2 separate regions of the Homo sapiens genome follow, and region 2 is linked to region 1. A link is a loop called in an ENCODE intact Hi-C map of the cell type or tissue named here. Cell type or tissue: GM12878. All regions are shown on one strand.

Region 1 (5,000 bases):
GATTATTTTCTTCTTAAATTCTTTTTTTTTTTTTTTTTTTTTTTTTAGACAGAGTCTCACTCTGTTGCCCAGGCTGGAGTGCAGTGGTGTGATCTTGGCTCACTGCTGCAACCTCTGTCTCCTGGGTTCAAGCGATTCTCCCGCCTCAACCTCCCGAGTAGCTGGGATTACAGGCAGACGCCACCACATCTGGCGAATTTTTGTATTTTTAGTAGGAAGTTTCACCATGTTGGCCAGGCTGGTCTCGAACTCCTGGCCTCAAGTGATCCACCCACCTCCACCTCCCAAAGTGCTGGGATTACAGGAGTCAGCCACCACTCCCAGCCCCTTCTTAAATTCTTCTAAGAATATTTACTTTGTTTAAAAACTGGATTAATCTTTTCAAATATTAGAGACTGCTAGGGTAAGCTAATACCCTAGTCTGATACATTAATTTTTTTTTCTTTTTCCATAAGTTATTGATGTACTGGTGGTATTTGGTTACATGCGTAAGTTCTTTAGCGGTGATTTGTCAGATTTTGGTCCACCCATCACCCGAGCAGTATACACTGCACCATATTTGTAGTCTTTTATCCCTCACACCCCTCCCACTCTTTCCCCCAAGTCCCCAAAGTCCATTGTATCATTCTTATAGCCTTTGCATCCTCACAGCTTAGCTCCCACATATCAGTGAGAACATACAATATTTGTTTTTCCATTCGTGAGTTACGTCACTTGGAATGATAGTCTCCAGTCTCATCCAGGTCACTGCAAATGTTGTTAATTCATTCCTTTTTAGGGCTGAGTAGTGTTCCACTGTGTGTGTGTGTGTGTGTGTGTGTGTGTGTGTGTATACCAGTTTCTTTATCCACTCATTGATTGATGGGCATTTGGGTTGGTTCCACTATTTTGCAATTGTGAATTGTGCTGCTATAAACATGCATGTGCAAGTATCTTTTTCAAATAATGAAAAAGATTATCTTTTCCTCTGGGTAGATACCCAGTAGTGGGATTGCTGGATGAAATGGTAGTTCTACTTTTAATTCTTTAAGGAATCTCCACAGTGTTTTCCATAGTGGCTGTACTGGTTTACATTCCCACCAGCAGTGTAGAAGTGTCCGCTGATCACCGCATCCACGCCAACATCTATTATTTTTTTATTTTTTTTATTATGGCCATTCCTGCAGGAGCAAGATGGTATCACATTGTGGTTTTGATTTGCATTTCCCTGATCATTAGTGATGCTGAGCGTTTTTTCATATGGTCATCGGCCTTTTGTATATCTTCTTTTGAGAATTGTCTACTTACATTCTTTACTCTTTTTGATGGGATTGTTTGTTTTTTTCTTACTGATTTGTTTGAGTTCATTGTTGATTCTGGTTATTAGACCTTTGTCAGATGTATAGATTGTGAAGATTTTCTCCCACTCTTGTGTGTTGTCTGTTTGCTGACTGTCCTTTTCTCTTCAGTTTAATTAGGTCCCAGCTATTTATCTTTGTTTTTATTGCATTTGCTTTTGGGTTCTTGGTCATGAAATCCTAAGCCAATGTCTAGAAAGGTTTTTCCAGTGTTATCTTCTAGGATTTTTATAGTTTCAGGTCTTAGGTTTAAGTCCTTGATCCATCTTGAGTTGATTTTTGTATTAGGCAAGAGATGAGGATCCAGTTTCATTCTCTTACATGTGGCTAGCCAATTATTCTAGCACCATTTGTTGAAAAAGTTGTCCTTTCCCTGCTTTACTTTTTTGTTTGCTTTGTCGAAGATCAGTTGGCTGTAATATTTGGGTTTATTTCTGGGTTCCCTATTCTGTCCCATTGGTCTATGTGCCTGTTTTTATACCAGTATCATGCTGTTTTGGTGACTGTGGTCTCACAGTTTGAAATCATAGTGTGATGCCTGCAGATTTGTTCTTTTTGCTTAGTTTACTTTGGCTATGTGGGCTCTTCTTTGGTTTCATATGGATTTTAGAATTGTTTTTTGTAATTCTGTGAAGAATGATGGTGATATTTTGATGGGGATTGCACGGAATTTGTAGATTGCTTTTGGCAGTATGGTCATTTTCACAATATTGATGTTACCCATCCATGTGCATGGGGTGTGTTTCCCTTTGTGTGATCTGTGATTTCTCTCAGCAGTGTTTTGTAGTTTTCTTTGTAGAGGTCTTTCAACTCCTTGGTTAGGTATATTCCTAAGTATTTTTTGTTTTTTTTTTTTTGCAGCTATTGTAAAAGGAGTTGAGTTCTTGATTTGATTCTCCACTTGGTCGCTATTGGTGTATTGAAGAGCTACTGATTTGTGTACATTAATCTAGTATCTGGAAACTTTGCTGAATTCCTTTATCAGTTCTAGGAGCTTGATAACATTAATTTTGTGTGTACATGTAATTTCAGAAATTTCCACATGATGGCAGAAGATACTTATGTCTGGGAAGATGTAACTAAATGAAAACTAAATTTTATCTGAAGTAGTATTTGTCTTTTTACATTCTGACTAGTACATTTCATATTTGAATTGTCTGTTACAGATTTGTTGCCACTTTAACTATTTTATATATATGTTTTAACTAATTTTAAAAGGGAGTAAATATTTTTTCTACTATATACAATGTTAATCCATTTTTGAAGGCTTCATGAGTAATCACTGAATAGTGTTTAAATAATTGGTTTGGTAAAAGTCATTTTTCTTAGTAAGTTTAAGGGATACTGAAGGCATTTATTTACCAGTTCTAGATGAATATATGAAACCCAATATGTGAAATTTTATTTGACTTTATTTTAGAAATTAAGGAATTGGTTCAACATACATTCTTTTGTGTTACCTAGAATTTTGAATGACCACTTCATGGTCTCATTACCATTTTGAATCTTGCTTCCTTTCCCTGTCGCTGTCAAGTGTTCTCTTAAATTTTCTTTGTCTTAATTGAAGAAATTATTTCATTCAATAAACATTTATTAAATGCCTTCCATGTTTCAGATCCTGCTCTATAGCCTGATGATTCATAGTAATTCAAAACCCCAACAGAGAGAGAATCTTCGTTTTCGGGATTTCCCAGTCTTGGAAGGCAGATAGCCATCAAACACATGATTGTTTTTGAGTAAATTTTTGTAGTTCTTACTACAATAAAATATATTTATAATAAAAATTTTAAGGAAGATGCAGCTTTATAGTTAGCAGATTAATTGTGAAATTATGAGTTATATCATTGATGACCTGGAAAAGATAAAAATAGAGATTTGGAAATTTTGTGAAAACTTAAATAGGCTTTCCCCCCCCCACTTTTGAACGCTAGATGACAGATAATTTAGTTTAAAAAGCAAAGAGATAACATGACATTTTTTATTTTTGGCCAGTAATATTCTGGCCTTTTTAAATGTGCTGATGTTTTGTCCTGTCTATTATTAGTTTGGTTGTATAATTTGTTGTCAAAACTGTGACATTTGTGGGAGTAAAAGAAGCACTAAAATCACATCATACACACATTTTTGAAATGTGTATTTATTGACATATAAATTGTGTTTATTATGTTGTTAGAACTATGAAACAGTTCTTTATAACTTCTCAAAAATTTTCCAAAATATAAAACATTTGTATATTTGAAGGCAAAACACTTTTTATTGTGATCGTATAAATGTTACAAAAAGAACATAAAATAATTGTTCTTGAGACATATTTATGTACTTTCTATCTGTTCCTGTCTGTAATACAGTGTCACTTTTTTTCTCTGAAGAATACAGATTTTGCAATTTGGTTTTAATTTTTTTAATTGCCTGATATCTTTTTTGAAGTTACATTTTATGATTAATAGAGAAAACTATTCTGCTATAGATATTGGGATACCAAAGAAACTCAGCAAATTTTGCCCAATGGAGGAGATTCTCAAATCAATATTTTTTTGCATTTAAATTATAAATAGTTAAGCCCAAAGATTTTAATAGGTACCTTTTTTTTTTTTTTTTGAGATGGAGTCTCACTCTGTCGCCCAGGCCAGAGTGCAGTGGCGCAATCTGGGCTCACTGCAAACTCCACCTCCCGGGTTGATGCCATTCTCACGCCTGGCTAATTTTTTGTATTTTTAGTAGAGACGGGGTTTCACCGTGTTAGCCAGGATAGTCTTGATCTCCTGACCTCGTGATCCACCCACCTCAGCCTTCCAAAGTGCTGGGATTACAGGCGTGAGCCACTGCGCCCGGCCAATAGGTACTCTTATTGTCTCCATTTAGATTAGTTTTCTCTGACAGATATTTCTGTAGGATAAAACTTGTCAGATAAATTATCTGTATTTAGGATTATTTTAAACGTTTTGCCAAATTCACATGCTTCAAAATCATAGGCCTTTTCAATTTTCTTCTATTTGGGTATGAATATAAGTATACGCAGTTATAACTAGGAGTTCCTTCAAAAGATTGTTTTCAGAAGTTGAGATAGATACACAATTATAGAATTTCAAAATTAGATCTTGTGCATTATTTGTGCTCTCATAATTCATTGTTTCTTCTTTCAGTAAATTTGTCTTCTAGTTATAAGCTTTGTTTTCAAAAACACTTCATTAAAAGCTTAAGCTTTTTGTTTATTTGTCCAGTACTTTGATTAAATAATTCCTACTGATTTGAACAAAATGCAACCAAAATCTAGGGAACTAGTTTATAAGAAATTTCAGCATCATTGTAGGGTACTTAGGTTGATTTGCAAATTAGTTCTGAAAAGGCTCCAGGGTTTCTAAAATCTATATGATAGGCAGCCCAAAAGGAAAGCTCATGCTGCCATGGGGGAGTGCTTGTGCTCAATAGCAGTCTTGTTACAAAAATTTTATATATTACTCTTACTGTATAAATACAGATTTTTAGCCAAGTGTCAATTTGACAGCAGATTCTGTTTTGATTATTAGAATGTCACAGTTTGGGCATGGTTATAAATTGTGTACGCACCACCAATTGCATGTACATTCCTCTCAAAGACTCTAATAAGAACATTGTTTCTTACTTTGGTACTCTGCTCCACCAAAATGTGTTATCACTGTAAAA
Region 2 (5,000 bases), 690 kb after region 1:
GTATTCTTTAGAGAAATTCTAAATCAAAGAAAAGAGAGCTAATTCTAGAGGATAATTTCCAATGAGCAAATAAAAATGTTCATCCTTGCTTCTACTCTTCTTTCTAAATGATGCCTAAATGATTTTCTAATCTAAAATTACAAACTTTAAAGGAAAAATGCCTATCAAAAAATAAGATAAAATAAAAAATACTTATGAAATGTTAAGTTCTGTATGACAAAAACAGAATACAAAATAAAATACAAATATGAAACTAGAAACATAACTGCAGGGGTTAATAAATATACAAAAAATCCCTACATAGCAATGAGAAAAAACTAATGTCCAATAAAAAACTGAACTGAGGAATTAGCAAGCAAACAATAAGACAAATGGCTAATAACATAAAAAACCATATTCGACCTCATTAGTAATCAGGTATAAACAATATACATTTAAACAACAATTAAATATAAATATATTTATATGTTTTACCTACAGTGAAAATATATTTAAATGAAAACACTCAGTATTGGTGAGGATTCACAGAAGTACAAGAATAGGGACAAAATTGATGTTGCCCTTATGAAGGAAATTTAGACATAGCTAGCAAAGCCTTAAAATTTTAAAAGTCATTTAATCCATCAACCCCAACTTTGGCAATTTAGACTAGGAATGTAATTGTGGTTGCAGGCAAAAAATTGGCTACAATATTGTTCACTGAATCTCTTTTTCTTATTTTGTGGGTATATAGTAGGTGTATGTATTTATGGAGTATATAAGATATTTTGATACAGGCATATGATGCATAACTAAATCAGGATAAATGGAAGTGTCCATCATCTCAAGCATGAATCCTTTCTTTCTGTTATAAACAATCCAGTTATACTCTTAGTTAATTTGAAATGTACAATAGGTTATTTTTGACTGTAGTCACCCTGTTGTGCTATTAAATACTAGATCTTATTCATTCTGACTATATGTTCATAGTCATGAATCATTATTTTTTGTAGTAAAAGAGTAGATACACGTATATTTTCAAGAATAGGAAAATTTAATGAATAAACTATGGTATATCTAGAAAATAAAATATTATGAAATTAAAATAATGCCTTTGAAAAGTATTTAGGGACATGGAAAAATGATCTTAGTATATCATTAATGGGGAAACGCAAGGCTCCACACCCATGGAGATTGGTCCCAGGATCCCAGTGGATATCAAAATTCAAGGTTGCTCAAGTCCCGGATATAAACTAGCATAGTATTTGCATCTAACCTACACGCAATCTCTCAGATACATCAGATCTTCTCTAAATTACTCATAATACCTAATACATTGCAATCGCTATGTAAGTAGTTGTTATACTACATTGGTTTTTATTTGTATTACTTTCTATTGTACTGTAAAAATTTTTTCCAAACATTTTTGATCTGTGGTTGGTTGAACTCATGAATGCAGAATGGCAGACACAGAGGGCCCACTGTTTGTAAAATATGACCTTTTTATAAAACTTATATATGCATGTGTTTATATAATCAGAGAGAGGGGGCTATATTTGTCTTGTAGAGAAAATCTTGTTCTTCTTTGCAAACTCAAAACCTGGCATGGTGCCTGGAACAGAGTATGTACTAAGAGTATACCAAGTCAATCACATGTATAAATAAATTGGTAATAAAGGACATTCCCTAAAATGCTATTGGTTATTGAGGCTGAGATTAATTATGTTTTTCTTTCTTCTCTTTGTTTATATTTATTTCGGGGGTTTTATACAATGAGCATGGATTACTTCTGTGATTTCAAAAAAAAGTGTAAGTCCTATGGAAAGCTTTAATTTGGTTGGAAGGAAATTTGTGGATCTTAACGGGAAGGATTTCAGTCATGCTACAGCAAGTGTGCCTCTATTGGTCATGACCAACACTTTCTTAGCCATAATTTGAGCTAATTTAAAAGCCTACTCACCTGCTGGGGTTTTTCTCCCATAGAGAAGTGATTCCAGGCCACCTGTGGTGGCTCATGCCTGTAATCCCAGCATTTTGGGAGGCCAAAGCAGGAGGATAGCTTGAGCCCAGGGGTTCAAGACAAGCCTGGGGAACATAGGGGAACCCTGTCTCTATAAAAAAAAAAAAAAAAATAAGATAATTAGCCAGGCACGGTGGTGCATGTCTGTGGTCCCAGCTACTCAGGAGGCTGAGGTGGGAGAATCGCTGGAGCCCTGGATGGAGGTCGAGGCTGCAGTGAGCCGTGATCACACCACTGCACTCCAGCCTGGATGACAGAGGGAGGTACTGTCTCAAAAACAAACAAAAAAGAAGAAAATTGAGTCCCCCATAGACTTCAGAAGTAAGATAAGACAATAAACTTCTGAATCATCCCACCTTACACACGAAGCAGGGACAGAGTAACTGGGAAGAAGAGCCCCTGGGGACACCTTGGAGAACAAGATTCTAGTGCCAATTGACAAGTGACTCAGATGGTGAAAGCATTATAGACAACGACATTAGGCTCTGATTTTCTCTTTCATTTTCGCGTTTGCTTTAATTCTTATTTGAAGCAATGTGTGTATCTTACTTCAACTAACGACAATGTTTTAATTTGAGGGGCAGTTTAGTCGCTTTAAGACTAACATTTCTGGCTCCATCACATCCCTTGTGTAGAAGGCAGTGGCCTACTACAACAAATAAGCAAGAGTGCCACCTCGTGGCAGCTCACTTAATATACACATGGTTCCTGAGCGCTGGAAGAAATTTAAGAAAAAGTTGAAAAGAGGTAATAATATTGCAGAGATTGGCCTAACATGCCTCAACAGCTTCAGTGCCCTGAATTGCAAAGGTTTCCTTCTACCTAGGATTTTAGCTTTCAGAAATGTGACAGTTTTGGTCAGCATAGAAAAAATATCAACCTGAATTGCCGTTATCTCTACCGTAAATTACTAAACACGAGGCTCTTCTGGAGATGAACTACTGATCTCTGATAACATCGTTTATAACATAACCAAAATTATCTGACTTTGGGGAGCTATTGTCCTCTCCTCATCACTTATTCTGTTATTTAATGAACATTTATTGAACACCTTTATTTTCCAGGAACTGCACTAGACTTTGGGAACATAAACATGAGAAAGATACATTCTCCAGCTGGTGAAAAGCTCATACACTCTGTTAAGTAAAATTTCTAGAAGGCCATTGGTTTGAACTAAGCTCCCTGCACTAGGCCCCAACAGATCAAACCAAAATGGAGTAACCCATGCTAAAGTTCCATATCACCAAATTGAAACTAAGTTGTTAATCTGACCTTCTGAGAAATTAAAAGAGAAAAAGAAATAATAGCCAAACCCCAAACAGGCCAGTTTTAGCCAATATGATCAGAAAGTCCCCTCTGCTTTAACCCTTACAAGGAAGGTAACCTGCTGTTAACCAATCTGCTTTTTGTATTATGCTGTTTCCTTGTTCCTGCTCAAGCTTTTAAAAACTGACTCTTCCATCACGCCCAACAGAGCACCACTCTGTTTCTTAGATGAGATGCTACCTGACTCATGAATCACAAATAAAAGCCAATTTGATCATTTAACTAAACTTGTTGCAATTTTGTCTCTTGACATTTATCATGAGATACTATGCTGAATCATCTATTGTCAACTGCGCATCACCATCATCCCTTTTAAGGTCTTCTCCCACAATCCATTTACCTAGGACACGGAGTTTCCCATAGAAGTCACTCAAGATGTGGAAGACAGAAGAAATAGAGAAGTTTTATTCTCTAGAGGCAACTGCATCCTGACTGAAGAAAATGAGAGGCTCAGAGTGGCTCCCTGGTGAGCTCTTGAGAACCCATCTGTGTTGCTGCTGCACCGTGAGACGCTGGGGGACCTCTTAGAGATTCCTAAGACTTGCAGCAGCTTGCTGTTAAGTTCCTGAGAACCCGCTGCCCTGTTGCCTCAGGATAAGATCTCCAGTGTCCGCTTCCTTCCCGCTGGCTTGCCTGGTCTTCACTACTCCCCAGCCTTTCCAATAGTCAAGCAAGCCCCTAATTCCTAATAACAAACCCTTTCTGCCCCCAAAACACGGAGTGCCTTCTGTTTTCCTGACCAATCCTGACTGACTCAGACACGTAGCTAGATAATTCATATAGCTAGATAATTCTACAACATTGCTATAGTGTCATGAAAATCAGACTACATCAGATTTTATGAGAGCTGAGTGGCAGGAAAGTATCCCAGCTGTAGATGATTGAAGGAGGCTTCCCAGAGAAACCGGCATCTAAGGTAAGTCTCACAGATTAACAGAAATTATCTAGGTGCAAAGAAAGATTCAGAAACTAAGGTATTTAGAAAATAAGTTAGGTTTTAGAAGGGCTGGATAACCAAAAATAAAACTGTATTTAAAGGGGAAAACACACAAGACTAAAAAAGTTGCCAGACTTACAATTAGCATGTTGATGAAGAATAAAACAACAGTTTTCTTGCATGATTACCATTCCTGTAAAGCTCATTACACATTTGTAGAAATCAGTCTGGCAAAATGCAGTAATGCTGTTGGTGCTTCTTCCACCCCAAACCCTTACCAGATAGGTACACCAAGTTCGCCAGCTGCTGTGAATGATAGCCACTAATGGCTCACAACTGCAGCCTTCTCTGAAGAATTGCTATTCACCTGGAAGTTTCCGGAAGACTCTGACTTCCTCCAAAGGCATTCACAGGTGAGGGCTGACATACAGGCCTGCAAAACCTGGCCCCCTCATCCTAAGGTGATGCCAACTTTGGTATGCCATTCAAACTCGGTGGGAGCAGGCTAAGGCTGAACTACAGCAGAAACTTCATCTTTGCTTAACTTTTCCTCTGTCCTATTTTCTGCTTTCCTCACTTCTTTTTTTATTCTTTTGGTCTTTTGGTTTTTTTGAGACGGAGTCTCCCTCTGTCGCCCAGGCTGAAGTGCAGTGGCGCAGTCTCGGCTCACTGCAACCTCTGCCTCCCAGGTTCAAGTGATTCTTATGCCTCAGCCTCTCCAAGTAGCTGGGAATTACA

The links. Peaks named below come from ENCODE experiments on the same cell type or tissue, not always from the same donor. Only the 100,000 strongest peaks of a DNase experiment are listed, where the experiment ranks them.
Region 2: it touches region 1 in a loop (11-fold over the local background); 28 of 110 quality-filtered maps call a loop at or near these places.

What each region holds. Positions count from the first base shown.
Region 1 is chr7:97,142,870-97,147,869 of GRCh38, forward strand. All of the region lies in intron 1 of SDHAF3 (succinate dehydrogenase complex assembly factor 3), which reads left to right. The region is part of intron 2 of LOC107984034 (a long non-coding RNA gene); the gene reads left to right. Among named protein-coding and RNA genes, the nearest start is that of SDHAF3, 28 kb to the left of the region's middle. In GM12878, no CTCF peak of the experiment used is centred here; a DNase peak (open chromatin) is centred at 2,364.
Region 2 is chr7:97,833,071-97,838,070 of GRCh38, forward strand. No RefSeq gene overlaps it. Among named protein-coding and RNA genes, the nearest start is that of ASNS, 37 kb to the right of the region's middle. In GM12878, a CTCF peak has its summit at 2,684 (motif pointing left); a DNase peak (open chromatin) is centred at 2,661.